2 separate regions of the Homo sapiens genome follow, and region 2 is linked to region 1. Evidence: read pairs that join two places in POLR2A ChIA-PET (ENCODE). Cell type or tissue: Panc1. All regions are shown on one strand. Links, peaks and the distances in the headings refer to the core of each region. The heading gives the core; the rest is flanking DNA.

Region 1 (15,117 bases), core at 3,225-11,224:
GGGTGCTGAGCCCCCCAGTGGATTTCCATGCTGGTGGGACTTTCTGGGTGTCCAGTTTCCCATCACCTCCCCTCTCCCACCAGCTCTGGGCCCGAGTACCTCTGCGTTCCCCCGGAGTCCACCCACCTGGGGTGTTGTGATCACTCTTTGCCATCGTCACTCTCGGGTTTTCTCCTTAGGCCCTGCTCTTCTGAGGCTTGATCTGTGATGCCGGGAGAGGTGGGACGCTGCCAGAAGGGGCTACTGGCAGGCTGCCAAGAGGCTGCCCACAGAGGCCTTTGCCCTGACAAATTCACCCCTGGGGCCCTGGGTCTGCCCTCCGCCTGGCAGCTGGTGGAGAGGAGAGCCAGGTCCCAGCTGTGGACTCAGACTAATCAATTGCTCAGGAGGCCAATATATACACCAGGTGGTAAGTTTCCAATGCATTTAGCAGGGTGAGACCGGTTTTTGTTTAGGAAAATATCTTGATAGCCACTTTTGTTGAGGAAGGGGAGGTGCTAAGGACATAGTTGAAGGAAGATGTTTAAACACAGGAGGAATCAAACGGCTTTACAGAGAACGTTAACCGGAACTTGGGGGCGAGGGACCCCAAAAGAGAAGAAGAAATGGAAAGATGGTCATAGAAATGAAGGGTGAAGGAGGGAGGAGGGAGGGAGAAAACAAAATGGCAAGGGCAGAGCCTGGGAGGTATGTGTCCACTGAGAATTTCACAGTGGCGGGGAGACCAAAGGGCTTTTTTTTTTTTTTTGAGACTCTTGTTGCCCAGGCTGGAGTGCAATGGCGTGATCTCAGCTCACTGCAACCTCCGCCTCTGGGTTCAAGTGATTCTCCTACCTCAGCCTCCCGAGTAGCTCGGATTACGGGCATGTGCTGCCACACCCAGCTAATTTTGTATTTTTAGTAAGATGGAGTTTCTCGATGTTGGTCATGTTGGTCTTGAACTCCCAACCTCAGGTGATCCGCCCGCCTCAGCCTCCCAAAGTGTTGGGATCACAGGAGTGAGCCACTGCACCCAGCCTCGAAGGACTTTTTTTTTTTCTTTTCTTTTTTTTTTTTTGGTGATGGAGTCTTGCTCTGTGGCCCAGGCTGGAGTACAGTGGTGCGATCTCAGCTCACTACAGCTTCTGCCTCCCAGGTTCAAGCAATTCTCCTGCCTCAGCCTCCTGAGTAGCTGGGACTACGGGCGCATGCCACCACCCCCGGCTAATTCTTTAATTTTTAGTAAAGACGGGGTTTCACCATGTTGGCCAGGCTGGTCTCGAACTCTTGTCCTTGTGATCTGCCTGTCTTGGCCTCCCAAAGTGTTGGGATTACAGGCATGAGCCACCATGCCAGACCTCAAAGGACTTTTAAGAACAGGATCTGTACTATTCTTTTTGAAATGGTTTGTTTTCCTACTAAGTACACCCCAGTACACCCCTCTATTGCCCAAGCCTTCAGTAAAAGCTGTAGCTCATGTGACAAGAAAGCATAGAAAGGCCGGGCACGGTGGCTCACACCTGTAATCCCAGCACTTTCACTTTGGGAGGCTGAGGCGGGTGGGTCACCTGAGGTCAGGAGTTTGAGACCAGCCTGGCCAACATGGTGAAACCGCATCTCCATTAAAAATACGAAAAAGCCGGGCGTTGTGGCTCACGCCTGTAATCCCAGCACTTTGGGAGGCCAAGGTGGGTGGATCACGAGGTCAAAAGTTCAAGACCAGCCTGATCAACATGGTGAAACCCCATCTCTACCAGAAATACAAAAATTAGCCGGGTGTGGTGGCGGGTGTCTGTAGTCCCAGCTACTCGGGAGGCTGAGACAGGAGAATCGCTTGAACCTGGGAGGCAGAGGTTACAGTGAGCTGAGATCACGTCACTGCACTCCAGTCTGGGTGACAGAAAAAGACTGTCTCATTAAAAAAAAAAAAGAAAGAAAGAAAAGAAAGAAAAAAGAAAGCATAGAAAGAGGGCTTTTTTTTTTTTTTTTTCTAGGATGGGCACAGAGCAGAGGGACATCACCGGGAAGTGAGAGGCAGGGACTCAGGAGGTCAACACTGCAGGACTGGGGCCAGGGGCACTGGAAAGCCCTCTAGAATCCTGGAAGCAGTGAGGAGAATGTCCGGGGCCCGACTGCCATGGGCTAGGAGTAGGAGGAGACTCGATTTAGAGCTCGAAGGCTAGGGCCACCCAAGCTGTGCAACTGGGCCCAGCCTGGGCAGCTGTCATGCTCGGGCACTTTGTCCCTATCCAGCCTTACCTCATGGCCAGACCAGCATAAAAAACAGGCCTGCGGGGAGGGCCTGGCGGGACTGAGTCTTGTCAAGGAGTAATCTGGGGCTGCACACAGCTGGCCCTGGCTGTGGTGTGATAAAGGACTCGCCCCAGCCAGGGGCTCAGCCCACTGCCCCTCCCCAGGTAGACACTGCCACCTTCTGGCTGTTCGTCAACTGGCTGCCGGCCCCCGCCTCCTCCACACCTCCTTCAAGACAGGCTTTCTCCTCACCAAGAAACAGAATTGTGGAGGTTTCCTTTACCTGCTTACAATCCTGTCTTCCCGGGCTCCCATAAGGTCACTTGAATTAGAGTCTGGGTGATCCCAACCTTTAAAAACAACTTTACAAAACAATCTTTTGAGAGTACCTCTAAAGTGTTCTCGTTTTTTTTAAAAAAATGGGTAACAACGGTAACTATGGGAGGTGATGAGTGTGTCAATCAGCTTGATTGTCATAATCATCTCACGTGTCCATATACCAAGTCATCACGTTGTATGCTTTTAATATGTATACTTTTATTTGTCAATTGTATTTCAACAAAGCAGAAAAAAACCACTCTAGTCTTTTGGTCTCCTCCCACTGATGGCTTCCCACAACTGTCGCTGCCTCATTTTTCAGTTGATTGGGGGCAGGGCCCCACGGTGTGGTGTCACCGTCACTGGTATAAAGGCATTTGAGGCTACAGACACTGTTCCTGGTCGTTCCTCCTTGGTTTTTGTTGTTTTGTTTGCTGGTTGGTGGGGTGTTTTTCTTTTTGTCTTTTTTTTTTTTTTTGAGACGGAGCCTTGCTCTGTCACCCAGGCTGCAGTGCAATGGTGTGATCTCAGCTCACTGCAACCTCTGCCTCCCTAGTTCAAGAGATTCTCCTGCCTCAGTCTCCCAAGTAGCTGGGATTACAGGCACCCACCACCACACCCGGCTAATTTTTGTATTTTTAGTAGAGACTGAGTTTCACCATGTTGGCCAGACTGGTCTAGAACTCTTGACCTTGTGATCTGCCCACCTCAGCCTCCCAAAGTGCCGGGATTACAGGTGTGAGCCGCGGCGCCCAGCCGGTGGGGTGTTTTTTGCTGGGATTCCCCGGGCCTCTCCACTACTGTGCTCTGCGCCGGCGGGTTTGCCGGGATCCCCGTAACCAGCTTCTTGAGTTTATCAAGGTGTTTGTCTCCCTCCACAGCAACAGTTTGTTAATTTTCTCTCTCTCCTTACCTGAATATGGGGAAATGCTTTCCTGCCTTTCCTCCTGAGAATCACTCTATCCTGGCCAAAAACCCTTTGTTTTGGTCTCTCCAAGTCAGTGCTGAAACCCAAGCTTTCTCCACCAAAGGGAGTCCCAGCTCTTCACCTCCCAAATCTTCCCGTTCCCAAGTCCCAAACAGGGAAGAGAGCTCGGGCAACTGTGGAGATTGGAGTCTTGCCTTAGACTCCAAGGACCAGGCCCTTGTCCAGGGAAGCCCTTGGTCCTGTGGAATCTGCAGGGGTGGGGGTGGGGAGACTGCTGGAGAGACCTCTGGGTGACACGTTCCCCCCGACACAATGGAAACTCACATGGTCCAGCTGTCCATCCTCCACGGGCTCCACTCCCCACCCGTCCCTGGCTTGCAGATCCTCTTAACACGGCATGTTTCCTTCCCTCCCCTCCACAGAGTTGGCTGACTCATTAGGCACTTCCCACAGTCCAGTTCCTTCATCCCCCTGCCGCTCCTGCCACAAGCTTGCTGCTGGAGTCTGGAGGACCTCAAATATTTCCAAGGACGTCAGACTTTGGGAGGCTGAGGACTTCACGGCCCGAGGGGAGAGCAAGCCGTCCGGCCGCTGAGACCCACTCAGAGCACGAACAGGGCAGGTGCTCAGAGGGCTCGCCCTCCCATCCACCCCAAACTGGCTGTTGGACATTCTAGTGTTGACCGAGAGAAAGAAGCTGAGGCAAAATCAATATACAGGGTTAATTTGGGCCAAGAGTGAGGACAGCCATTGGGGACACACTTCAAGTTGCCTTGGGGTACGCTGTGTGTTCGGCTTTTGTTACAAGCAGGCCTTTAAAGGCAAAAGGGGACAAGGAGTGGGTGATTCAACAATGTTCTTATTAGTTTGCAGGAATAACATTGGCTTGTGATTGGCTATGCATTGTTGAGCTATGGGGTATGAGTTATAGTGTCTGGAATATGGCATTTTATGGCTATGTGGTGGTGTCAGTTAGTCTAGAGCCCATATAGCAAGTGGCTTCAAGAGGTAATTATTTAGCTTGGTGGTCGGGGGCGGGTGAGATGTGACTGCTGTCATATGCTGTTGCATTTCTTTTTTGAGACAGAGTCTTACTCTGTTGCCCAGGCTGGAGTGCAGTGGTGCAATCTTGGCTCAAGCAATTCTCCTGCCTCAGCCTCCTGAGTAGTTGGGATTACAGGCGTGTGCACCAGTACGCCCAGCTAATTTTTTTTTTTTTTTTGAGACAGAGTCTCGCTCTCTCGCTCTGTCACCCAGGCTGGAGTGCAGTGGTACGATCTCGGCTCACTGCAACCTCTGCCTCCGGGGTTCAAGTGATTCTCCTGCCTCAGCCTCCCGAGTAGCTGGGATTACAGGTACACCATGCACAGCTAATTTTTTGTATTTTTAGTAGAGACAGGGTTTCACCATGTTGGCCAGGCTGGTCTCGAACTTCTGACCTTGTGATCTGCCCACCTGGGCCTCCCAAAGTGCTGGGATTACAGGTGTGAGCCACTGCGCCCAACCTGCTGTTGCATTTCAAAGATTCTCTGGGCCTGATAACGAAAGGGGGACTTGCATCCTTTTTTTTTTTTTTTTTTTTTTTTGAGATGGAGTCTCGTTCTGTCACCCAGGCTGGAGGGCAATGGTGTGATCTCGGCTCACTGCAACCTCTGCCTCCCGGGTCAAAGCCATTCTCTTGCCTCAGCCTCCCAAGTAGCTGGGATTACAGGCACCCGCCACCACGCCCAGCTAATTTTTTGTATTTTTAGTAGAGACAGGGTTTCATTATGTTGGCCAGGCTGGTCTTGAACTCCTGACCTTGTGATCCACCCACCTTGGCCTCCCAAAGTGCTGGTATTACAGGCGTGAGCCACTGCGCCTGGCCTGGGACTTGCATTCTTCAGATAAAGTTTTTTATTGTTGTTGTTTGTTTTTGAGATGGGATCTCTGTTGCTCATGCTGGAGTGCAGTGGCACGATCTCGACTTACTGCAGCCTTGAACTCCTGGGCTCAAGTGATCCTCCTACCTCAGTCTCCTGAGTAGCTAGGACTACAGGTGTGCACCATGCCAGTATATTTTTTATTTATTGTAGAGATGGGGTATTGTTATGTTGCCTAGGCAGGTCTCGAACCCCTAGGCTCAAGTGATTCTCCTGCCTCAGCCTCCGAAAGTTTTGGGACTACAGGCGTGAGTCACCACACCTAGCCAACACAACACTTCTAATGCCAAACGTTTGGGCTTTTTTTCTCCATACAACTAGTAATTCTGCAGCAGACACCAGTTGGGATTCCCATAATTCAATTCAATTCTGACATGATCTACCTGGAGATACAGGGGGTGAGCTCTGGAAGGGTCCTGAGCACAGGAGTGTTGGGAATAGGCCTCCAAAATCTGGCCATAAACTGGCCCCAAAACTGGCCATAAACAAAGTCTCTGCAGCACTGTGACATGTTCGTGATGGCCACGACGCCCACACTGAAGGTTGTGGGTTTACCGGAATGAGAGCAAGGAACACCTGGCCCACCCAGGGCGGAAAACCGCTTAAAGGCGTACCTAAACCACAAACAGCAGCATGAGTGATCTGTGCCTTAAGGACATGTTCCTGCTGCAGATAACTAGCCAGAGCCCATCCCTTTGTTTCCGCCCATCTCTTTGTTTCCCATAAGGAATAGTTTTAGGTAATCTATAATCTACAGAAATAATGCTTATCACTGGCTTGCTGTCAATAAATCGTGGGTAGATTTCTGTTCAGCGTTCTCAGCTCCGAAGGCTGTGAGGCCCCTGATTTCCCACTCTGCACTCTATATTTCTGTGTGTGTGTGTCTTTAATTCCTCTAACGCCGCTGGGTTAGGATCTCCCCGACCGAGCTGGTCTCAGCACAGGAGCTTCCATCTCTGTGGAGTTGGGGTGAACCACCCTCCCAGCAGATGGAAGTCTTCTTGTTCACCTACCTGGAAGCTCTCTGAACACTGTCCTTTTGCGTTTTGTGGGTGATTCCTGGTCATGATTGATTACATCATTGGCCATAACAAATATGCTTTTCTTTTTTTTGAGACAGGGTCTTGCCCTGTCACTCAAGCTGGAGTACAGTGGTGCGATCTCTGCTCACTGCAACCTCCACCTCCCAGGGTCAAGCGATTCTTGTGCTTCAGCCTCTTGAGTAGCTGGTGTGCGCCACTACACCCGGCTAATTTTTTGTATATTTAGTGGAGACATGGTTTTGCCATGTTGCCCAGGCTGGTCTGGAACTCCTGAGCTGAGGCAATCCTCCTGCCTCAGCCTCCCAAAGTGCTAGGATTATAGGTGTGAGCCACAGCGCCCGGCCATCCTGTTTTATTTTCTTCTTGCATGTATCCTTTTCTGAAGCTTGAGCTCCAGGGCCCCTTCACTTGCATAGGCCCTTTCCAAGGGTCAGTACCTAATTCGCATTACTTTCTTAAAAAGGACTCCCTTATCCTGCCAATCCAACTAAAAGCTTCAGACTCCATAAGATCTAAATCCATTTGTACCTAGAGCAGAGGACCAGGCTGCAATTAGTACATCCTGTGTCTGCCTCTGGCAGAAAGACAAACTCAGCATTCCTCCTGCCAGGCCACTTCTACAGGTCATTGCTCTCCCCACCTCTTCAGGCCTGAGTGCCAAGAGGCAGCCTGGCCCAAGAGTCTTCGTAACTGCCCTGCTAACAGTGCCCTGGATTGGCGGGGAGGGGGTGTCAAAACTCCAAGAGCTGCCGTGTGTACTTCTCTCTTCTGGATACCTTCCACCATGACTCTGCCAAACAGACATAAACCTTCTCAACCAGCAACCACCCCACTCTAAACTACTCAGAAAAGAGGTTGAAAAACCAATAAGACTTCTGCAGAATCTCTTTCCTTTCCAATCTGCAAAGCTAACCCTTACCTCTATCCCCTACCCCACCTCTTACCAGCCTGGGAAAATACAGTTGGCCCTCTGTATCTGTGGGTGCTGTATCTGTCATGCGTGTCCGTGTGAAGAGAGTCCACCAACAGGCTTTGTGTGAGCAACAAGGCGTTTATTTCACCTGCGTGCAGGCGGGCTGAGTCCGAAAAAGGAGTCAGCAAAGGATGGTGGGATTATCATTAGTTCTTGTAGGTTTGGGATAGGTGTACAAAGTACCTTCTTAAGGGCGGGGGAGAATATTACAAAGTACCTTCTTAAGGGCGGGGGAGAACATATCATATCAGTTGGGGTGGGGCAGGAACAAATCACAATGGTGGAATGTCATCAGTTAAGCTATTTTCACTTCCTTTGTGGATCTTCAGTTGCTTCAGGCCATCTGGATGTATATGTGGAGGGCACAGGGGATATGATGGCTTCGCTTGGGCTCAGAGGCCTGACATTCCTGTCTTCTTATATTAATAAGAAAAACAAAACAAAATAGTGGTGAAGTGTTGGGGCGGCGAAAATTTTTGGGGGTGGTATGGAGAGATAATGGAAGATGTTTCTCAGGGCTGCTTCGAGCGGGATTAGGGGCAGCATGGGAATCCAGAATGGGAGAGATTAAACTGAAGAAAGATTTTGGGGTAAGGGGTGATGTTGTGGGGTTGTTAGAAGGAGCATTTGTCGTATAGAATGATTGGTGATGGCCTGGAAGCGGTTTTTTATGAATTGAGAAACTAAACAGAAGACACAAGGTCCGAATAAGAGGAAGAGAAAAACAGGTATTAAAGGACTAAGAATTGGGAGGACCCAGGACATCCAATTAGAGAGTGCCCAAGGGGGTTCAGCATAATTATTTGCTTGGTTGGCGAGTTTTTGGGCTCTATCCTTGAGTTTTTTTATGTTGTATACCAGGCCAGATTGATTTAGGTAAAACAAAAACAAAAAAAACACTTTATTTAAAAATATATGGAGTCTTTTTTTAATTTTTTTTTTAGCAGTGAGTAAGTCGAGGCCTCCACAATTTTGGAGGAAAGAGAAATGCAAAGCCAGAAATTGTTTGTTAAAGAAGGGTTAGAAATGGCTAGGAGAGAGTGAGTGAGATTGATAGTGTGGTGGAGATAGCTGGGGAGAGGTAGAGGGTGGCATAAGAACGGGAACGAGAATAAGAGTGAGTATAAAAGTAAAGAATAGGACTTCATCAGGGTGAAAGTACTGGAGTGCACCCTGTCAGCAAAGATGATCTATCCACTTTGAGAGAGACTTAATGGTGCCGGTTTGAGGTAAAACCAGGAGATATCAGTTATGATGGTTTGGAGGAAAAGTGTAAACTGGCAGTGTAAACAAGGGCAGGGTATTTACAAGTAGTTGAAAATAATGAATATGAGTATGACTAGACAGAAGATAGCAGGGATGACAAGTTTTTGGGGTGCAGTTCAAGTTGGGATGGTGTCTGGAATGAGACTGGGCTCTAATAAAAAGGACTGTCCATACAGGAGCTTAAATGGGCTTTACTAGCACCCTGAGGACAGGCTTTAATTCTGAGAAGGGTGAGAGGTAAAAGTACTGTCCAGTCCTTTTGAAGCTGGAGGCTGAGCTTGGTGAGGTATGTCTTTAAAAGACTATTAGTCCGTTTTACCTTTCCTGAAGATTGAGGACGGTAAGGGGTATGAAGATTTTACTACTGAATACCAAGAGCCTGAGAAACTGCTTGGTGATTTAACTAATAAAGGCCGGTCCGGTATCGGACTGTATAGTGATGGGAAGGCCAAACCGAGGAATTATGTCTGACAGAAGGGAAGAAATGACTGTGGTGGCCTTCTCAGACCCTGTGGGAAAGGCCTCTACCCATCCGGTGAAAGCGTCTACCCAGACCAAGAGGTATTTTAGTTTCCTGACTCGGGGCATGTGAGCAAAGTCAATTTGCCAGTCCTAGGTGGGGGCAAATCCCTGAGCTTGACGTGTAGGGAAGGGGAGGGGGCCTGAACGATCCCTGAGGAGTAGGAGAATAGCAGATGGAACACTGAGAAGTGATTTCCTTGAGGATAGATTTAACCGGACACCATTAGCAGGGAGAGCATGTGTGTTTTCATGAAGAATTATGCCGAGATAGGTAATGGATGAGGAAGGAATTTGGGCTTGACTGAAGTAATGGGGGCTGTCCGTGAAGCCTTGAGGCAGTACAGCCCAGGAAACTTGCTGAGCCTGATGAGTGTCAGGGACAGTCCAAGTGAAAGCGAAGAGAGGCTGGGATGGGACGCAAAGGAATAGTAAAGAAAGCACGTTTGAGATCCAGAACAGAATAATGGCTTGTGGAGGGGTTGTGGAGGGAGGCATTGAGGAGGAGAGTATATGAGTTCGTCACCACGGGGTGGATAGGCAAAACAATTTGGTTGATAAGGCACAGATCCTGAACTAACTTGTAAGACTTGTCTGATTTTTGGACAGGTAAAATAGGGGAATTGTAAGGAGAGTTTATAGGCTTTAAAAGGCCATGCTGTAACAGGTGAGTGATAACAGGCTTTAATCCTTTTAAAGCGTGCTGTGGGATGGGATATTGGCATTGAGCAAGGTAGGGTGATTAGGTTTTAATGGGATGGTAAGGGGTGCATGATCGGTCGCCGAGGAGGGAGTAGAGGTGTCCTATACCTGTGGATTAAGGTGGGGAGGTACAAGGGGAGGATGTGAAGGAGGCTTTGAACTGGGGAAAAGGGCGGCAATGAGGTGTGGCTGTAGCCCAGGAATAGTCAGGGAAGCAGATAATTTAAAGTGTCTTGGCCTAATAAGGAACTGGGCAGGTGGGGATAACAAAAGGAGTGCATAAAAGAATGTTGTCCAAGTTGGCACCAGAGTGGGGGAATTTTAAGGGATTTTGAAGCCTGGCCGTCAATACCCACAACAGTTATGGAGGCAAGGGAAACAGGCCCTTGAAAAGAAGGCAATGTGGAGTGTGTAGCCTCCATATTGACTAAGAAGGGGACTGACTTACCCTCCACTTTAAGAGTTACCCAAAGCGTCTGTGATGGTCCAGGAGGCTTCTGAGGTGATTGAGCAGTGTCAGTCTTCAGCTGCGAAGCCAAGAAGATCTGGGAAGGCGTCAGTCAGAGAGCCTTAGGCCAGAGCTTTAGGGGCTCTAAGAGTGGCTGCCGGGCAAGCTGGGTGGTTTGATTTCCAGTGGATCCCTGCACAGATTGGACACAGCTTGGGAGGAATCCTGGGCTGCTGGCATTCCTTGGCCCGGTGGCCAGATTTCTGGCACTTGAAGCAAGGTCCTGATGGAGGAGGTCCTGTAGGAAGGCTTGACCGCTGCAGCTTAGGCATCTACGGCTTAGGCATTTTGAAGTTCTTGTGTGCTGGAGATGTGGCTGGGGTTTCTCTCACAGTGGAGGCAAGGAATTGCAACTCAGAAATATTTTGCTACTTGGCTGCCTCTACTCTATTATTGCATACCTTGAAGGTGAGGTTAATTAAGTCCTGTTGTGGGGTTTGAGGGCCGGAATCTAATTTTTGGAGCTTTATCTAACGTCGGGAGCGGATTGGGTAATAAAATGCATATTGAGAATAAGACGGCTTCCTGGCCCTTCAGGGTCTAGGGCTGTAAAGCGTCTCAGGGTTGCTGCCAAAGGAGCCATGAACTGGGCTGGGTTTTTATATTTGAGGAAAAAGAGCCTAAACGCTAACTGATTTGGGAGAGGTCAGATAAAGAAAAAGGAGCATTAACCTTGACTATGCCTTTAGCTCCAGCCACCTCTTTAAGAGGAAATTGTTGGGCAGGTCGGGGAGGGCTAGTTGCAGAACAAAACTGTAAGCTGGACTGGGTGTGAGGAGGGTAGGTGACAGAAGGATTATAGGATGGGGGAGCGGAGGCTGAGGAAGAATTGGAGCCTGATTCAGCCTGGCAGGGAAAGACCTGAGGAGGAGCAGTTTGGGGAGGAGGGGAGAGGTCAGATGGGTCAGTAGAAAAGGAAGATTGAAAAGACTCAGTGACACTTGGGGTTGGGACTGAGGGGACAGGTGGGAGGGAAAGAAGGAGGATTTGGGATGAGTAGCATTGGAAACAGAGACTAGGGAGGGACCGATGTGTAAAAGAATGCCTGGACATCAGGCATCTCAGACCATTTGCCCATTTTATGACAAGAATTATCTAGATCTTGTAGGATGGAAAAATCGAAAGTGCCATTTTCTGGCTATTTGGAACCACTGTCGAGTTTGTGTTGGGGTTAAGCGGCATTGCAGAAGAAAATAAGGGGTTTAGGTTTTAGGTCAGGTGTGAGTTGAAGAGGTTTTAAGTTCTTGCCAGGCTAAGGGAGAAGAAGGAGGAATGGAGGGTAGAAGGTTGCCCATAGTGAAGGAGGCAAGCCCAGAGAAAAGAGAGAGTGGAGACATGGAGAGAAGGGGTGGGGGGTGTTGCCCCCCAGGAAAGTGGTGCTTGCCACTAAGGGTGAACGATCAAGGCAGGCTTCCCAGCGGTGATCAGACACCTCTGAAACATGGGTGAATAATCAAGCAGGCATTCCCACAGTGATTAAACACCAAGGGAAGACTGTCTTCCCGAGGCCATGACTGGTGCTGGAGTTTTGGGTTCACGGATAGAATGTGTCTCCTCTGTCTCTACCAGAAAAGGAAAGGAACTGAAATTAAGAGAAGGGAGAGATTGAAGGATGGTGCCAAGACTGAATGGAGAAAGAGGTTGAGGGATAGTGAGAGAGGTTGGAGAAGAGAGTAAAAAGAGGCCGCTTACCCGATTTAAAATTGGTGAGATGTTCCTTGGGCTGGTTGGTCCGAAGACCCAAGGTCGTGGTGGATCTTTCTCCTGGAGCAAAGAGCAGGAGGACAGGGGATTGATCTCCCAAGGAAGGGCCCCCAATCCAAGTCACAGCACAAAATGTCACGCGCATCAATGTGAAGAGAGTCCACCAACAGGCTTTGTGTGAGCAATAAAGCTGTTTATTTCACCTCAGTGCAGGTGGGCTGAGTCTGAAAAAAGAGTTAGCAAAGGGTGGTGGGATTATCATTAGTTCTTATAGGGATAGGCATACAAAGTACATTCTTAAGAGCAGGGGAGAATATTACAAAGTACCTTCTTTTTTTTTTTTTTTTTTTTTTTTTTTGAGACAGAGTCTTGCTCTGTCGCCCAGGCTGGAGTGCAGTAACGTGATCTCGGCTCACTGCCACCTCGGCCCCCCAGGTTCACGCCATTCTCCTGCCTCAGCCTTCTGAGTAGCTGGGATTACAGGCGCCCGCCACCACGCCCGGCTAATTTTTTGTATTTTTAGTAGAGACGGGGTTTCACCATGTTAGCCAGGATGGTCTCGATCTCCTGACCTTGGGATCTGCCTGCCTTGGCCTCCCAAAGTGCTGGGATTACAGGCTTGAGCCACCACGCCTGGCCACAAATTACCTTCTTAAGGGCAGGGGAGAATATATTGTATCAGTTAGGGTGTGGCAGGAACAAATCACAATGGTGGAATGTCATCAGTTAAGGCTATTTTCACTTCTTTTGTGGATCTTCAGTTGCTTCAGGCCATCTGGATGTATACGTGCAGGTCACACGGGATATGATGGCTTCGCTTGGGCTCAGAGGCCTGACAGTATCTGTGGGTGCTGTATCTGTGGATTCTACATCCATGGACTCAACCAAGCACAGAAAAATCATATTTGAAGGGTCATGCACGGTGGCTCACACCTGTAATGTCAGCACTTTGGGAAGCTGAGGCAGGAGGATCGCTTAAGGCCCAGAGTTTGAGACCAGCTTGGGCAACATAGCAAGACCCCATCTGGGCAACACAGCAAGACCCCATCTCTACCAAAAAAAAAAAAAAAAAGCCAGGCATGGTGGTGCATTCCTGTAGTCTCAACAACTTGGGAGGCTGAGGTAAGAGAATCATTGGAACTCAGGAGTTCAAGGCTGCAGTGAACTATTGTTGGTGCCACTGCACTCCAGGCTGGGTGACAGAGTGAGACTCTGTCTCCAGAAAAAAAAAAATTGGAAAAAATTGAAAAAATCATTGTGCCGTACTGAACACGTACCCTTTTCCTTGTCATTCTCTCCCAAACAATACAGCATAAAAACTATTTACATAGCATTTAGATTGTATTACATATTATGTGTAAAATCTAGAGATTTAAAGTATATGGGAGGATGTGGGTAAGTTATATGCAAATACTATGCCATTTTATATCAGGGACTTGAGCATGCATGGATTTTGGCACCCAAGGAAGGTCCTGGAACCAATCCCCCACAGATACTGAGGGCTGACTGCACAATGTTTAGCACACAAGCTTTAACTCTCCCACTGCCTGGCCCTTGGCAGGCCTGACTAGTTGATCGCAGAACTCTTTCCAGGTGAGCTCCTATGCAACCACTACTGATAGATCAGAACGGAAGCCTATTTCCCTCCTAATGAAACTCAGATCTAAATTATTGAACAGGCAAATCTTTTTCAAGGGAAAAGGACCAATGCTTGCAATAAATTCCATCTATGTTGACTACAGGGAGGTCAATTCTAAGAATGTATTTTCTTTTTTTGTTTTTTGAGACAGAGTCTTGCATTGTCACCCGGGCTGGAGTGCAATGGCATGATCTCGGCTCACTGAAACCTCCGCCTCCCGGGTTCAAGCCATTCTCCTGTCTCAGCCTCCCATGTAGCAGGGATTACAGGTGCCCACCAGCATGCCCAGCTAATTTTTATATTTTTAGTAGAGACGGGGTTTCACTATGTTGGCCAGGCTGGTCTTAAACTCCTGACCTCGTGATCCGCCTGCTTCTGCCTCCCAAAGTGCTGGGATTACAGGCGTGAGCCACCGTGCCCCGCCTCTAAGAGTGTATTTTCTATTTGATCAAATAAGAGGAAGCCTCAGGGGATCTTGTGGTACATCCTGTGACAAAATGGGATAATCACTGACCTGGAACTGGGAGTCCTGCTCTGTTCTGGGCAAAATGACTAACTTCCTTATTTTGTATGGGGGGTTACTATGCATGTTAAGTGATCTTAAGAAAGTGAGTGGATTAGTGAGGGTTCTCTAGAGGGACAGAACTAACAGGATAGATGTATGTATGAAACAGTTTTTTTTTAAATTATTTTTTATTTTTCTCAGACTGAGTCTCACTCTGTCACCCAGGCTGGAGTGCAATGGCGCAATCTCAGCTCACTGCAACCTCCACCTCCTGGGTTCAAGTGATTCTCCCACCTTGGCCTTCCAAGTAGCTGGGATTACAGGCACCCACCATCATGCCCGACTAATTTCTGTATTTCTGTAGAGACAGGGTTTCACCATGTTGGCCAGGCTGGTCTTGAACCTCTGACCTCAGGTGATCTGCCTGCCTCGCCTTCCCAAAGTGCTGGGATTACAGGCATGAGCCACCGTGCGCGGCCGAAAGGGAGTTTATTAGGGAGAATTGACTCACACCATCACTAGGTGAAGTCCCATGATAGGCTGGCTGCAAGCTGAGGAGCAAAGAAGCCAGTAGAGGCTCAGTCCCCAGAACTGCAAAAGTAGGGAAGCTGACAGCGCAGCCTTCAGTCTGTGGCCAAAGGCTGGGGAGCCCCTGGCAAACCACTATGTTGTCCAAGAGTCGAAAGGCTGAAGTGCTGGGATGACAGGTGTGAGCCACTGCGCCCAGCCTTTATTCATTTATTTATTTATTTATTTATTTTAGAGGCAGGGTCTCACTATGTTGTCCAGGCTGGAGTGTGGTGGCTATTCATAGGCAGGATCCCACTGCTGATCGGCACAGGAGTTTTGACCTGCTTC
Region 2 (15,117 bases), core at 4,033-12,032, 110 kb before region 1:
CTAAGTAGCTGGGACCATAGGCGCGCACCATTACGCTTGGCTAATTTTTGTATTTTTTGTAGAGACAGGGTTTTGCCTGTTGCCCAGGCTGGTCTCAAACTCGTGAGCTCAAGGGATCCACCCACCTCAGCCTCCCAAAATGCTGGGATTACAGGTGTGAGCCACCACACCTGGCCACAACAATATTTTTAAATGGCTGCCTAGTACTCTAGTGTACGATTGTATTTTGTTTATTTAGTCCAGTACTGTTCAACCATTTTTCCTTATTGAAAGACACATTTCATGACCCTCAGGTACACAGTCCAGTCTTGTGGGAATAGCCAGTATATTACAGTTCTACTTCACTCCCATTCATCACGCAGACATCTGAGTGCTTACGGTGTCCCAGGCCCTGTGGCTCTCGTGGGGAATCAAACACACACTGCCCCTGCATATTGGAATGTAAGTGGGAAGAGCAATGTGATCATAGTGATAACTATACATGTACTGAAATTCATTTGTATGTATCATTAACAAATTACAATTTTAGTATCGGTGACCAGTTACCATGTTTGTAACTCATTTTACAAAGAAAACAACAATGGGTGACCAACACGGATGTAAACGATTCTCTATTATTGAATGACTAAACTGTTTTCTGTGTTTCTTTATGACAAAGTTTCTCAGGAACTGGTTTCTAAAGGAGATTTGTTAGAAAAACAAACCAGCTAATCAAACCACAGAAAGTTCCTTATGTGCTAACATGAGAATGGCTCTAAAATACGTTGCTAACCAGGGTGCAGACAGTGTGAAAGTTATGCCTCTGTCTGAGTAGGCAGGGAGAAAAATATTTTGTATAAATACATATATATTAAATGCGTACTATATACATATGATAGTAGGAATGTTGATTGGCTCCAGAGAGGAAAACTGAGTACCTGGAGGAGAAGGGGAGGAGAAAGACTACCCTCTGTATTTTTAAAATTTTGAACTTATCTATGATATATGACTTTTTTTTTTTTTGAAACAGGGTCTCACTCTGTTGCCCAGGCTGGAGTGCAGTGGTGCAAACATGGCTCACTGCAGGCTTGACCTCCTGGGCTCAAGTAACCATCCCACCTCAGCCTCCTGAGTAGCTGGGAATACAGGCATGTCACCATGCCCAGCTAATTTTTTATTTTTTAATTATTATTCCTTTGTTTCTTTTTTGTGTTTTAGGGACAGAGTCTCACATGTTGCCCAGTCTGGTGTTGAACTCTAGGGCTCAAGCAATCCTCCTGCCTCAGCCTCCCAAAGTGCTGGGATTACAGATATGAGCCACCAAGCCTGGTCCTGTGATTTTTTTAATGCAAATATGAACATATTATCTATGCAAAAAGTTGTTTTTGATAGCAAATCAGCCCCAGGCCACATTCTTCATCTAAAGGAGGACTTTTACTCTCAGGAATAATGAAGAACTAAACACATGCCAGACACCTAGCACACCTAGATTCTCGTGGCTGTCGGTAGCACTGGAAAAGCCGTTCCTTGACTCGCCGCTTATCCTCCTCCATCACCTTCCTTTTGTCACAGCCCCGGAGGTTGACAAGGGTCATAGCATCACAGAGAAGTGCATCCTTTACTTCTTGATCAAGGCATGAGTCCGTGGTAAAGCTTGGAGAGTGGTTTACCTGCCAGGAGGAGTCATTATACACCCCTTTCCCAGACCACCTGAGCAGGTGGTGGCCTCTTGCAGGCATTAACTAGAGGGTCTAAGATATTCCTCTCCCATGGCCTCAGCCGGGGAGGCTGGATGCTCTGGCTTCCAAGGCCACAAAACTCTGCCATAGAGATCTCCAATTCACAGACCAGTGAGAGCAAATCAGCTGGCCTGCCTCTCTAGATAGTGTGTCCCTAAAGACTTACATTAGGGCACTGGGGATCCCAAACCTGCATTCCTACGGTAGAGGCCAAAAACCACCAAGATTTGACTCAGCAGGTCAAAAGGGTAGAGATCTTATGCCTTCTGCTCATTCCTGCCCACCCCAGGGCTTTCACATCTCCCATTCTGTGTTCCACCACCTGAGTGTACCCCTGTCCCAGGTGTCCTATTCAAGGAGGCCTCTGGACCTTGGTTTTGCAAAGCCTAGGAGATAATCCTCACCTCTAGCAGCCAGGGCTTCAACTTGTGGTCCAGCAAGATGTCAAAACCAAGGATTTCAAAACAGGCACATGTACCTCCATTCAGATACTGGGGAAAACAGGTTCGGTAGTTGTGGCGTAGAACAGAATGGGCTGAGATGATGGTTTTGATGATGATGTCCTCGATGTCCCCCCACAGCTCTCCAGGGTTGTAGCTGTGCTCTTGCAGCCAGATGTTGAGTGTCGACAGCTTCCTGCGAGGCCCAGTGCTCAGAGGAAGGCCAGTTTCTAGGCCACTGGGCCAGGCTGTAGGCAGGAGGCTCCCTCACACTAACGCTAATTGCATGCCCGGGCTTTGAAGGGCTGCTAGCAGTTTGGAGCAGGGACTAGTTATCAGGGTGAGGTTTGGGGCTGCACTTAGAGCTCCAAAGTGCAGGCACAGGACAGGGTCTATAAAGGCTGAGTTTCCCTGGGCAATTAGCCTCCCAAGAGCCAGCTTGGTTTCATGGGCTACTGGGACTGTGGGGCTAAGGGGCAGAGGAAGCAGGAGAAAACAGAGTAGGGAGTACCTCTTACTGCCCACAGCGCCATCCCGGACAAAATTCTCATTGTGTTTGTTGATAGCATAGTTGGTCAGGTGCATGCAGACATTGTCCTGTGGAAAGAGTGGCCCTGTGGTCTCAGACTGTCTGCATGCGGCCGTCCTCTCCAGCCCTTCATTACCTTGTTGCTCCCCACCCCTCCCGAGGATCTCTCGTCTCCTGTCTCTCTCCACCAGAGGACTGCTATTCTAGATGATCCTGGGGAAGAGTGTGTGCTGGGCTCCTCCGGGTGCTGACCTTTTCTCCTTCACCACCTACCAAACACTTGCCTCCCAGCTAGATGCTGCAGCTCTTGCTGGCTTCATTCCTTGTTCTTTGGTGACAGTGACAAACCTCTCTACCATGTTTCTCTAGAGAACCTCAGCACTTTTGGCAGTGGAAAAGAAGAGTGCTTCCCAGTCCCCTTACCAGGTTGTTATGGCTGGGCTCCATATAGGGCGTGGTGGCAAAACGGGCTAGGCCCTCCTCATATGTGAAGATCCGGAGAGGGTCACAGGATGTGATCAGGACGTAGACTCGCATATCAAACTTGAAGCCATCAATGAGGAGGGGCTGGGAGCATGCAAACCCATGAGGGAATAATAACACTTTTGAAGTGCCTACTATGTGCTGTTCTAAGTGCTTCACACACATAGCTAATTGAATTTCCACAATAACCATGTAAAATAGTTACTGTTATTACTCCCACTTAATAAATGAGGAGAGGCCAGGCATGGTGGCTCATGCCTGTAATCCCAGCGCTTTGAGAGGCTGAGGAGGGTGGATCACGAGTTCAGGAGTTCAAGACCAGCCTGGCCAAGATGGTGAAACCCCGTCTCTACTAAAAATACAAAAGTTAACTGGGCGTGGTGGCAGGTGCCTGTGATCCCAGCTACTCAGGAGGCTGAGGCAGAGAATTGCTTGAACCCGGGAGGCGGAGGTTGCAGGGAGCTGAGATCGTGCCGCTGCACTCCAGCCTGGGCAACACAGAGAGACTCCATCGAAAGAAAGAGAGAGAGAGGTAGAGAGAAAGAAGGAAGAAAGGAAGGGAAGGAAAGGGAGAAAGAAAGAAGGAAGGAAGGAAGGAAGGAAGGAAGGAAGGAAAGAAAGAAAGAAAGAAAGAAAGAAAGAAAGAAAGAAAGAAAGAAAGAAAGAAAGAAAGAAAAAGGAAGGAGACAGAGGCACAGAGAGAGGGTAAGAAACTTGCCCAAGGTCACATATCTGGGAAGTGGAAACTGAGATTCAACCCCAGGCAGGCTGGTTCTGAACCATGGCTGGATACTGCCTCCAGGAAAACGGGGCTAGTGGGAAGGGTAGAAGCCTAAGACCAGCTTCCTCCCTGGCTTTTGGGAGAGATGAGGCAGCCCAGTGCTGGGGACTAGGGAAGGCTGATGGTCCTGAGGCATCCTTCACCTTGGAGATGTATTGCTGGCAGATCATATGCTCTCCTGGCTTGATCTCCCGGGGATTTCGGGTAATGAAGATGCCACGTCCCTGACAGCCACTGTCTGGCTTGCAGATATATGTGCGGGCTTTTCGCTGACGACCGTAGGACTGGAAGTCCCCATAGCTATGTGCAGAGAGGGCCTGGTCAAAAGGTTTCTGTGCATCAAGGCTTTCCCGGGGCCGCATGGAGCTCTTCCTGCTATCTAGTCCATGCTCTTCCTGGAGCACTCAGTCTCAGACCCTCTTTTCTTTGACCAGCTGAAACTTTCTCATTCCACTTCCATCCCTCTGAGACATTCCTAGGTCACAAGACCAGAGCTCTGAGAGCGACCCTTTTCCTCCCCCTGGTATCTCAGCATGGGAAGCCAGACCCACTCACTCTGCGGGGAGGCACCAGGTGCGGGGGAAGATGTTGTACTCAGAGGGATAGAGTTTGTACATGCGGTTGAGGTTCCGAGCCAGCAGATCTTTGCGGCAGATTTCTGTCATGCCAGGGAAGTGGTTGATTTTCTGAAACACAGCCAGTTAGTATGAGCCCCCAGAGTAAGTGGCATTTCCTAGCACCTGGGCATCCCAGGAAGCAGTGGAGGAGGATTGGGAAGGTTAAGGGAGAAGTCACAGTGGAGGTAAGCACTGCACCAAGGACCCCAAGGGCAAACATAGGAAGGTTCCTTAAGGCAGGTGAGAAAACCCTCTGTGACTCCTACCCAACACACACATCCACACTGAGCTCAGCAAATGAGGGGCAGTGAGAAGGAATGTAACTAGCCAAGACTGTGGCTTCCACAGTCCACCTTCTAACACCCCTCAGACCACCAGGCCTAGTCCTCTAACAATAACTAATGCATGATAGCACAAAGCAGACAATGAGACGAAAGCATTCCCCAAAAGACACAAAAGATAAAAGGAAACTAAGAACCAGCCCCAAGGAATGTGATGCCATGGCACCCACTGAGGGCATGGCATCACCCTGGTGCCTGCCAGAAACCCCTGGCTGCTCTGTCCTGCTGGATGGGTGGCAGCATCCGGGATGCCACCAAGTAAAGAACAAATAATGAGATAGGATGTACCCACCAGACACTTCCTTCAGGTAATTCCAGAGACCCAGGAGGAGAATCTTTCCGTTGGAAAAGAATACCCTGGGGATGGTCTTTCCTGTCTGCACAGGGGGACAGCCACAAAGAGTATGCTAAGTGCTCTCCACTGGGTTTCCCCATCACTGGCCGCACTCACTGTATGAACTTAGTATTTCTGACCCTCCATGTCCTAACCAAGGGATATCTGCTGCTCAGGGCTGTTCTTGAGGATTTAATGGGGTAATACTATAAAAGCACTTAACACGGAGTCTGTTGTACAGTAAGCCCTCAGTAAATGCTGCTGATTATTGTTATCCTTATCCTTTTTTTTTCCCCCTTCCCTGAGACAGGGTCTCCCTCTGTCGCCCAGGCTGGAGTGCAGTGGTGTGATCTCAGCTCACTGCGGCCTCTGCCTCCCAGGCTCAAGAGATCCTCCTGCCTCAGCCTCCCAAGTGGCTGGGACTAAAGCATGCACCACTACGCCTGGCTAATATTTTTTTATTTTTGTATTTTTGGTAGAGATGGGGTTTTGCCTGTTGCCCAGGCTGGTCTCAAAGTCCTGAGTTCAAGCAATCTGCCCACCTTGGCTTCCCAAAGGGATTTCAGGCACGAGAGCCACCGTCCACCGTGCCCAGCCTGCATTCCTCATTTTACAAATGCCCCTCCTTTGGAGCGTCCTTTTTTTTTTTTTTTTTTTAGATGGAGTCTCACTCTGTCACCCAGGCTGGAGTGCAATGACACAATCTTGGCTCACTGCAACCTCCGCCTCCTGGGTTCAAGTGATTCTCCTGCCTCAGCCTCCTAAATAGCTGGGATTACAAGTGTGCGCCACCATGCCTGGTTAATTTTTGTATTTTTAGTAGAGATGGGGTTTTACCCTGTTGGTCAGGCTGGTCTTGAACTCCTGACCTCATGATCCGCCCGCCTCGGCCTCCCAAAGAGTTGGGATTACAGGCGTGAGCCACTGTGCCCAGCCTTTTTTTTTTAAAAAAAAAAAAAACAGGGTCTCACTCTGTCACACAGGCTGGAGTGTAGTGGCATGATCTCTGCTCACTGCAACCTCCACCTCCTGGGTTCAAGTGAACTCCTGACCTGAATTGATCCACCTGCCTTGGCCTCCCAAAGTGGTGGGATTACAGGTGTGAGCCACCACACCCAACCTCCTCTGGAGCTTCTTGAGAACTTCTAGCACTTGCTTTCTCTCTTGGGCACCTCTCCCAAGACTAGTTGTGGGACAGGTTTTAATTTCCTCAACTTCCTGCCTGGCTTCCCCAAAGAATAAGCCTGCAGACTCTTTTAAATTATTTTATTGCTGATCACCACAAACGCCCAATTAGAGGATAATAAAAATGTCACAAGGCAGTTCTATTCTTGTGGACCCCGGTGGATCATTCCTGAATTTCTTGCCACCAGGCAGGACCCCGCAGTCTCCTAATGGATGTGGAATGCTAAACTAAGTTGCTTAGAAGGCTGGATCATTCAACTGGCCCTGCTGTTAGCTCTGAAGCTGCCTCCCAGTATTCTCCCTAAGATGTGCTCACCCACCCTGGAGAGGGCCAGCTACACACAGATGCCACCAAGCAAAGTGCAAATCATGAGATAGGATGTGCCCACCAGAAACTTCCTTTGGGTAATTCCAGAAACCCACAATCTCCAAGAGGAGATCTTTCCATTGGAAAAGAAGACCCTGGGGGTGGTCTTTCTTGTCTGCACAAGGGGACAGCCACAAAGAGTAGCAGTCTTGGGTGCCTGGGCAAGGAGGTGGGAATAGTCATTCTGGGGCCCTAGCCCCTGTCGGCTCTCAGGTCAGGAGATGGGTACCTGAAACCTCTTCATGTCCATGACTCGTTCCAGTGAGACAGCGCAGTCTGTCCAGTACAGAGTCCACTCTTCATCCTCCCCCACCTCCTTCAGGCCACACATTTGGGCTGCCCGACGCACTGCAGAGACAGGGAGATCAGTAGTGCCAGCATGGACACCAGCAACAAGCCCTGGAACTGTGTAGCTGGGTCAGGTAAGGTATACACCTGACCCGAGGGCAGGTTGAAGAGGGAGGTAGTTCTTGCCTCAGCCCTGTACTTTAGTTACCACATGACAATTTCAAGTTCTTAGGGGCTGTCAGGGCCCTTCCAAAATACCTAGCAGAGAAAACTAGAACCTGGTTTTTTGTTTGTTTGTTTGTTTGTTTTTTAGAGACGGAGTTTCGCCCTTGTGCTGGAGTGCAGTGGCACGGTCTTGGCTCACTGCAACCTCCGCCTCCCAGGTTCAAGAGATTCTCGTGCCTCAGCGTCCCCAATAGCTGGGACTACAGGCGCCCACCACCACACCTGGGTAATTTTTGTATTTTTAGTAGAGACGGGGTTTTACCATGTTGGCCAGTCTGGTCTCGAACTCCTGACCTCAGGAGATTCGCCTGCCTTGGCCTCCCAAAGTGTTGGGATTACAGGCATGAGCCACCGTGCCCAGCTGCTCCTGTCAGTCTTATCTCTCAATCAGGGATGTTTATGGCTTGGAGAGCTGCCTATAGGTGGGGTCACACTGGCACTTCACACTCCATACTTGTGTGGTTCCTTATAAAGATGCCAGAGGGAATATTAGGGGAAGGACCTAGCTGGAGATTGTTTTTTTTCTTAATCGTTGAAGTCCCTTCAAATCTTCCTTGAAAAAACTGTTTTAAGCTTGTCTCATCTCTGGTAAAATCTGGGAAGGGTCTGGCATGGTGGCTCCTGCCTGTTATCCTAGGCCTTTGAGAAGCTGAAGTGGGAGGATCACTTGAGCCCAGGAGTTCAAGACCAGCCTGGGCAACATAGCAAGACTCTGTCTCTACAAAACATTTAAGAATTAGCTGGGCAGGCTGGGCATGGTGGCTCATGCCTGTAATCCCAGCACTTTGGGAGGCTGAGGTGGGTGGATCACCTGAGGTCAGGAGTTCAAGACCAGCCTGGCCAACATGGAGAAACTCTGTCTACTAAAAGTACAAAATTAGCCAGATGTGGTGGCACATGCCTGTAATCCCAGCTATTTGGGAGGCTGAGGCAGGAGAATCGCTTGAACCTGGGTGGTGGAGGTTGCAGTGAGTCGAGATCACGCCATTGCATTCCAGCCTGGGCAACAAGAGCAAAACTCGGTCTCAAAAAAAAAAAAAGAATTAGGTGAGCATAGTGGTGCAGGCCTGTAGTCCCAGCTACTGGGAAGCTCAGATAGGAAGACGGCTTGAGCTCGGGAGTTCAAGGCTGCATTAAGCTATGATTGCAATACTGCACTCCAGCCTGGATGACAAAGCGAGACTCTGTCTCAAAAATAAATAAATAAAATCTGGGAAGGGTGGGGCAGTAGTGGCTCTTGGACTTTTTTTTTTTTTTTTCTTGTTTACTGTGAGGATACCCTCCCTAACACTGAGACTACCTGGAATGGCAATGTCTCAGCTTCCAGTGTCTGAGGCAGAGGACACCTAGGAAGCTCAGTACAGGTTAGAGGCAAGCCCGCCAGGCCCCAGGGGCTGGAAGCCTGATCGGGGGTCCATTCCAGAGGAAGAACAGCAGCTGTAGGCACCATGTTATGCACCACAGTGTGAGCGACGGGCTGGGTGCTTACCACTCTCATACTTGCAGTTGGTCAGGTTGATGGCCAGTGATCTGGAATGGAGGAATAGCATAAATCAGGAAGAGTGGGAGGGAAGGACAGGTACTCAGATGAAAAGACATCCAACAAATTCACAACACAATTCCTTTTCTCTAGAAGCCACTTAAAAGACAGACCAGGATGGGCTGGGCGCGGTGGCTCATGCCTGTAATCCCAGCACTTTGGGAGGCCGAGGCGGGTGGATCACAAGGTCAGGAGATAGAGACCATCCTGGCTAACACAATGAAACCCTGTCTCTACTAAAAATACAAAAAAAAAAAAAAAAATTTGCCATGCGTGGTGGCAGGTGCCTGTAGTCCCAGCTACTCGGGAGGCTGAGGCAGGAGAATGGCCTGAACCCGGGAGGCGGAGCTTGCCGTGAGCCGAGATCACGCCACTGTACTCCAGCCTGGGCGACAGAGCGAGACTCTGTCTCAAAAAAAAAAAAAAAAAGACAGACCAGGATGACATAAACAGGCTGGGATTCCAAAATGAGCCAGCCTAAATGGTTCTGAATTTTGTTTCTGTTGTATCAAAGGGTTAATGACACTCCAGCATTTCCTGTCCTCTTTTGTAGGCTAAAGGGAAGATCTGAGATCCCAGCTCCTCCAGATGTTGAAGGGAGGCCAATGGGTGACTCCCTGGAGCTGGGCAGTTGAGGGGATCTAGGGAATAGTTACCTGCGTTTCCGCCTTCTCTTCCTCCTCCCAGCTTCTAAGTCGCCTGTGTCAACTGGGGCTATGACTTTCTTCGGAATTTTTGTGGCCATAATGGGTGAGGGAACCCCATTTTTTAATGCCTTATAGTCAGCTTTTAAGAGAGCCTGCTGTGAAGAGTTAGAGGGGTTGGTAACTCCCTCTTTAACACACTTCTCAGATTCCTTTTCCTCAACATAGTCTTCCTCTGATTCCATGGTCCTACAGGTACTCGGCTCCATTCTCTCAGATTCTGAGGGGTTGCGGGGTGGGAATGAAGTGTATATCAGACCTCAGACCTCCCTCAGGCCCTAGAAGGCCTGAAGGAATCCACCAGAACGACCTTCATGCTGTTATAAGGGAAAGTTGCTGCCCCTTCAGGACAAAACTGTTTCACTGAGGAATGGGATGTGTCCAGGTAGGTGGAGGTGCATGGGGGTGGAAGACACCAGTGAGATGTGGATTCCCTGATGACAAGCCCCAATCATCCAGGTTCACACTGGATCATACAACGCACAGGGGTGCCTTCAGGAGTTGGACACAGATGGTATGGGCCATGACCATGGCTCTTTTGTTCCTAATTGGGAAAGAGGATGGCTGTGAGTGCTGGGGGGACCTTCGCTTTAAAATACAGCTGAATCGGCCCAGCACGTTGGGAGGCTGAGGCGGGCAGATCACTTGAGGTCTGGAGTTGGAGAGCAGCCTGGCTAGCACGGTGAAATCCCGTCTCTCCTAAAAATACAAAAATTAGCTGGGTGTGCTGGTGCGTTGCCTGTAATCCCAGCTACTCGGGAGGCTGAGGGAGGAGAATCACTTGAACCTGGGAGGTGGAGGTTGCAGTGAGCCGAGATCACACCACTGCACTCCAGCCTGGGCGACAGAGCAAGAGTCTGTCTCTAAATAAATAAATAAATAAATAAATAAAATAAAATACAGCTGAAGACCAAAAGCCCCCTACGCTGGCCCTTTCCCTCTCCCAGGACTCATTTTCTGCACGTGTACACACTAGGGACAGGCACCCGATGGCTAAGACCCTTTGGGCTGTGACGGTGGAGACTGCCCACCCGTGGTTACGAGGAGAGCTGAGGGGCTGCTGGGTCCGCCCCTAGCCGCCTGGGGATGGACTCAGCTGGCCGCTCATGTCCCCTCTTCCCCCGGCTCCAGGTCTCCCTGGGCGTTTCTGGGCGTCCGGAACCGCCTCCTCGTTTCACAGGACTGGCTGTCCCCACGATCGCGAGGGGGAAGCTGCTCCCCCGCAGGGGTTCACTCCTAGCTCCCGGTGGCCGTGGCTGCGGCTGCCGGGGCAGCGCTTCCTCTAGCAAGCCCGTGGCCGCCGCCGTTGCCATGGACACGAGGGCAGTTCCCATTGGAGAAGCGTCCTGGGGGCGGGGCTTTCCCGCAGCCACACCCACTTGGGCGCGGGCCGAGGCTACCTTGGGTGGGGGAGACAGCGTTTGCCCTTTGGAGCTGGCCGGCCTCGACGCCAGATTCTTCCGGTGTATCATGGGACTTGCAGCCCTCCCGCTTCGAAGCCAGTTCTCGCCGCACTCCCATCTTTCCCTAAACCCCGGGCCAAGGAATTTGGCCAAGCATATAATGAGGACAAATAGCTGTTTGCCTCTCCTCAATTCTCCCTTTTTTTTTTTTTTTTTTTTTTTGAGACGGGGTCTTGCTGTGTCGCCCAGGCTGGAGTGCAGTGGAATGCACCATCATAGCTCACTGCAGCCTGGACCTCCTGGGCTCAAGCAATCCTCCTGCCTCAGCCTCCCCAGTAGCTGTGACTACAGGAGCGTGCCACCACGCCGGGCTCAATTCTTTAGTAACTCTAAGTTTAGCTAGCAAAGCCTATGCATTCAAGAGTGACAGCCATGGTAAGGCCACGTGCCTTTCAAGGCTTTGCCTCTGGTGGACTGAGACAGCTCCATTAAGGAATAACCAAACCGCCTTATCACAGTGCTCCTTCACTGTCACCTTCTCTTCCTGACATCCACCCACTTTGATTTCTGCTCACCACCTCCACCCAACTCAGCTCAACTTGTCACCCTAAAATTATACTGTGTGGCTAAATCTAGAGAACACTTAAAATGTTTCCATCCTTTTAAAAAGACATGGACTTTTTTTTTTTTTTTTTTTTTTTTTTTTTTTTTTTTTTTTGAGACAGGGTCTTGCTTTGTAGCCCAGGCTGGATTGCAGTGGTGTGATCGCAGCTCACTGCAACTTTACTTAGCTTCCCAGGCTCAAGCAATCCTCCCACTTCAGCGTCCCAAGTAGCTGGGGCTACAGGTGCGCACCACCATGCCTGGCTAATTTTTGTATTTTTTGTAGAGATGGGGTTTTGCTGTGTTGGCCAGGCTGATCTTGAACTCCTGACCTCAAGTGACCTGCCCACCTTGGCTTCCCAAAGTGGTGGGATTACAGGCATGAACCACTGAACTCGGCCTAAAAAAGGCATGGACATTCTCTAATTCATAGACTGTTTTTGTTGTTGTTAATTGTCTATAAAGATAAGCTATTTCTTTGCCCACATATTCATGTTTCATAGTTCAGGAACATAGGTTAGTGATAAACTTCTATGTAATGCAACCCAAAGAAACTGTTTATACCAAAATCACTTTGCACTTTGAAAGATACCAGCCTTCCTCATCTCCTCAAAATCTTTCATAGAATCAGCAAGGCTAGGTGGCAGGCCCTGTAGTCCCAGCTACTAGGAAGACTGAGGTGTGAGGATCTCTTGAGCATGGGAGTTAAGAGGATGCCGTGAGCTATGATTATGCCACTGCACTTCAGCTTGGGTGACAGAGTGAGAACTCGTATTTAAAAAAACAAATATCTGGCCGGGTGTGATGGCTCACGCCTGTAATCCCAGCACTTTGGGAGGCCAAGGTGGGCGGATCACCAGGTCACGAGATCAAGACCATCCTGGCTAACACGGTGAAACCCCCTCTCTACTAAAAATAAAAAAATAAAAAAATAAAAATTAGCTGGGCATGGTGGCGGGCGCCTGTAGTCCCAGCTACTTGGAAGGCTGAGGCAGGAGAATGGTGTGAATCCGGAGCTTGCAGTGAACGGAGATCGCGCCACTGCACTCCAGCCTGGGCGACAGAGGGAGTCTCTGTCTCAAAAAAAAAAAGCAAACAAAAAAATCTTTGATGGAATTATAATTTCTCTAGAAATCTGCATATGCCTTCTTTCCCGGTTCAGCCACAGCAAATGTATAGAGTGCTACAACCCTCTATACAGGGATACAGCAATGTGAAACCAGAGGTCATGCATCTGAGGTTTCATCAAAACACTGGAAGCCATGGTAGTTATTGTCCTTGATAGGTATGTCAACCTCAACACCAATGTCCTTCCTGGCTGATGGAGAAATGGGCTGCCCGATTCACAGACTTCTTGATCTTTCCTCAGCATATGATACTCTCATATGAAACTCTCCTCCTGGCTAGGAGTGGCAGCCTACATCGCTAATCCCAGCACCTTGGGAAGCTGAGGCAGGAGGATTACTGGAGGCCAGGAGTTTGAGACCAGGCTGGGCAATACAGCGAGACTCTCTCTCTTAAAAAAAAAAAAAAAAGAAAAAAGAAAAGAAAAGAAAAAAAAGGCCAGTGTGGTGACTCATGGCTGTAATCCCAGCACTTTGGGAGGCTGAGGCAGGTGGATCACGAGGTCAGGAGTTCGAGACCAGCCTGGCCAATATGGTGAAACCCTGTCTCTACTAAAAATACAAAAATTAGCTGGGCATGGTGGCGCACGCCTGTAGTCTCAGCTATTCAGGAGGCCTAGGCAGGAGAATTGCTTGAATCCAGGACGCAGAGGTTGCAGTGAGCCAAGATCGTGCCACTGCACTCCAGCCTGGATGACACAGTGAGACTCCGTCTCAAAAGAAAAAAAAAAAAGGAAAGAAAGAAATGGTCCTCCTGGAAATGTTCTGCAGTCCCTTGACTTCCAGGACACTCATTGCATCAACAAACAATTTAGTGTTCTAGGGACTATTCTAGGACCTCGACCACCATTTCTTGCCTGAATTGCCACAATTCAGCAATTTTTTTTTTTTTTTTTTTTTTTTTTTTTTTTTTTTTTTTTTTGAGACAGAGTCTCACTCTGTTGCCCAGGCTGGAGTGCAATGGCTCAATCTCGGGTCACTGCACCCTCTGCCTCCCGGGTTCAAGTGATTCTCCTGCGTCAGCCTCCTGAGTAGCTGGGATTACAGGCATCTGCCACCACACGGGGCTAATTTTTGTATTTTCAGAGAGATGGGGTTTCACCATGTTGGTCAGGCTGGTCTCAAACTCTTGACCTCAGGTGATCCACCTGCTTGGGTCTCCCAAAGTGCTGCTGGGATTACAGGCGTGAGCCACTACACCTGGCCTCAGCAGTCTGTTAACTGGATTCCCTGATTCTATTCTTCACTCCATCCATCCTCCCCATTACAGCGTAAGTATTCTTCCTCAAATGCAAAGCTGTTACTCAAATGCAAAGCTGTTACCCCACATTAAGTATTCTTCAAGGTTTCCCATTAGATCAAGTCTAAACCCTCTTAGTACATGAGGCCCTGCATGAAGAGTTCTGATTATCGTTTTTTGTTTTGTATTTTTTTTTTGAGATGGAGTCTCGCTCTGTCACCCAGGCTGGAGTGCAATGGCACGATCTTGGCTCACTGCAACCTCTGCCTCCTGGGTTGAAGCGATTCTTCCGCCTCAGCCTCCTGAGTAGCTAGGATTACAGGCGCATGCCACCATGCCCGGTTAATTTTTGTATTTTTGTAGAGACTGGGTTTCACCATGTTGGTTAGGCTGGTCTTGAATTCCTGACCTCCGGTGATCTGCCCGCCTCGGCCTCCCAAAGTGCTGGGATTACAGGAGTGTGCCACCGTGCCCGGCCTCTGCATGAAGAGTTAAGCAAAAACGTGGGGAGGTCCTGGGCTGGGTCAGCACTTCCTACCATACTCAAAGCCCAGGGCTCGGAGTACAAAGGGCCCCTACGTGTTTCCTACTCAGTAGAAAAAGCTGCAGTCCAAATGCTCTTCTTGAAGATTCACAAAGCATATAAATAGCTGAGAAATACCACCAGAAAGAAAACCCATTTTACTTTCCCCTTTTTATATGGAGAAACATATTTGAGTCAGGGAAGGCTTTCCTCTAAACATCAGTCCTACGGAGAAACTGGGAAAATCCTGATATTTGGCTTATCACTTTGAACGCAAAATCCACTTTGCTGTAATGGTCATCCGAACTCCCTTCAGAGAGCAAGCAAGCAAAATTAAGTGTGATACTGGAGCTTATGCATGCAAAAGCTTGCAAAAAGTATTAAGGAAAAATTACTGCAGTTTACCAAAAATATGAGGGTGGTCAACATTTTCTGATAGAATGGTAAACTGTTTTTTTCTTTTTTTTTTTTTTTGAGACAAAGTCTCTCTCTGCCGCCCAGGCTGGAGTGCAGTGGCGCGATCTCGGCTCACTGCCACCTCCGCCTCCCAGGTCCAAGCGATTCTCCTGCCTCAGCCTCCTGAGTAGCTGGGACTATAGATGTGCACCCACACCCAGCTAATTTTTGTGTTTTTAGTAGAGACGGGGTTTCACCATGTTGGCCAGGCTGGTC

Evidence for each region. ChIA-PET counts read pairs that join two places held together with the same protein. Peaks named below come from ENCODE experiments on the same cell type or tissue, not always from the same donor. Only the 100,000 strongest peaks of a DNase experiment are listed, where the experiment ranks them.
Region 2: POLR2A ChIA-PET joins it to region 1 with 13 read pairs; 5 of 35 experiments call an interaction of 5 or more read pairs at or near these places.

What each region holds. Positions count from the first base shown.
Region 1 is chr15:90,130,619-90,145,735 of GRCh38, reverse strand. It overlaps IDH2-DT (IDH2 divergent transcript), which reads right to left. Exons shown (of 3, transcript NR_149130.1): 3 at 12,164-12,339. Among named protein-coding and RNA genes, the nearest start is that of IDH2, 36 kb to the right of the region's middle. RefSeq lists enhancers at 1,661-2,195, 3,745-4,039. In Panc1, for the core only: no CTCF peak of the experiment used is centred there; no DNase peak of the experiment used is centred there; H3K27ac peaks cover 1,483 bases.
Region 2 is chr15:90,245,275-90,260,391 of GRCh38, reverse strand. TTLL13 (tubulin tyrosine ligase like 13) reads right to left here and starts at 10,836. Exons shown (of 15, transcript NM_001396017.1): 1 at 10,584-10,836; 2 at 9,505-9,772; 3 at 8,798-8,838; 4 at 7,025-7,143; 5 at 4,507-4,637; 6 at 4,095-4,251; 7 at 3,111-3,254; 8 at 2,670-2,755; 9 at 2,123-2,354; 10 at 1,465-1,649. The coding sequence starts at 9,761. GDPGP1 (GDP-D-glucose phosphorylase 1) reads right to left here. Exons shown (of 4, transcript NM_001013657.3): 4 at 14,581-15,117. It also overlaps a transcript of CIB1 not described here. RefSeq lists enhancers at 554-783, 804-853. In Panc1, for the core only: no CTCF peak of the experiment used is centred there; no DNase peak of the experiment used is centred there; H3K4me3 peaks cover 1,208 bases; H3K27ac peaks cover 903 bases.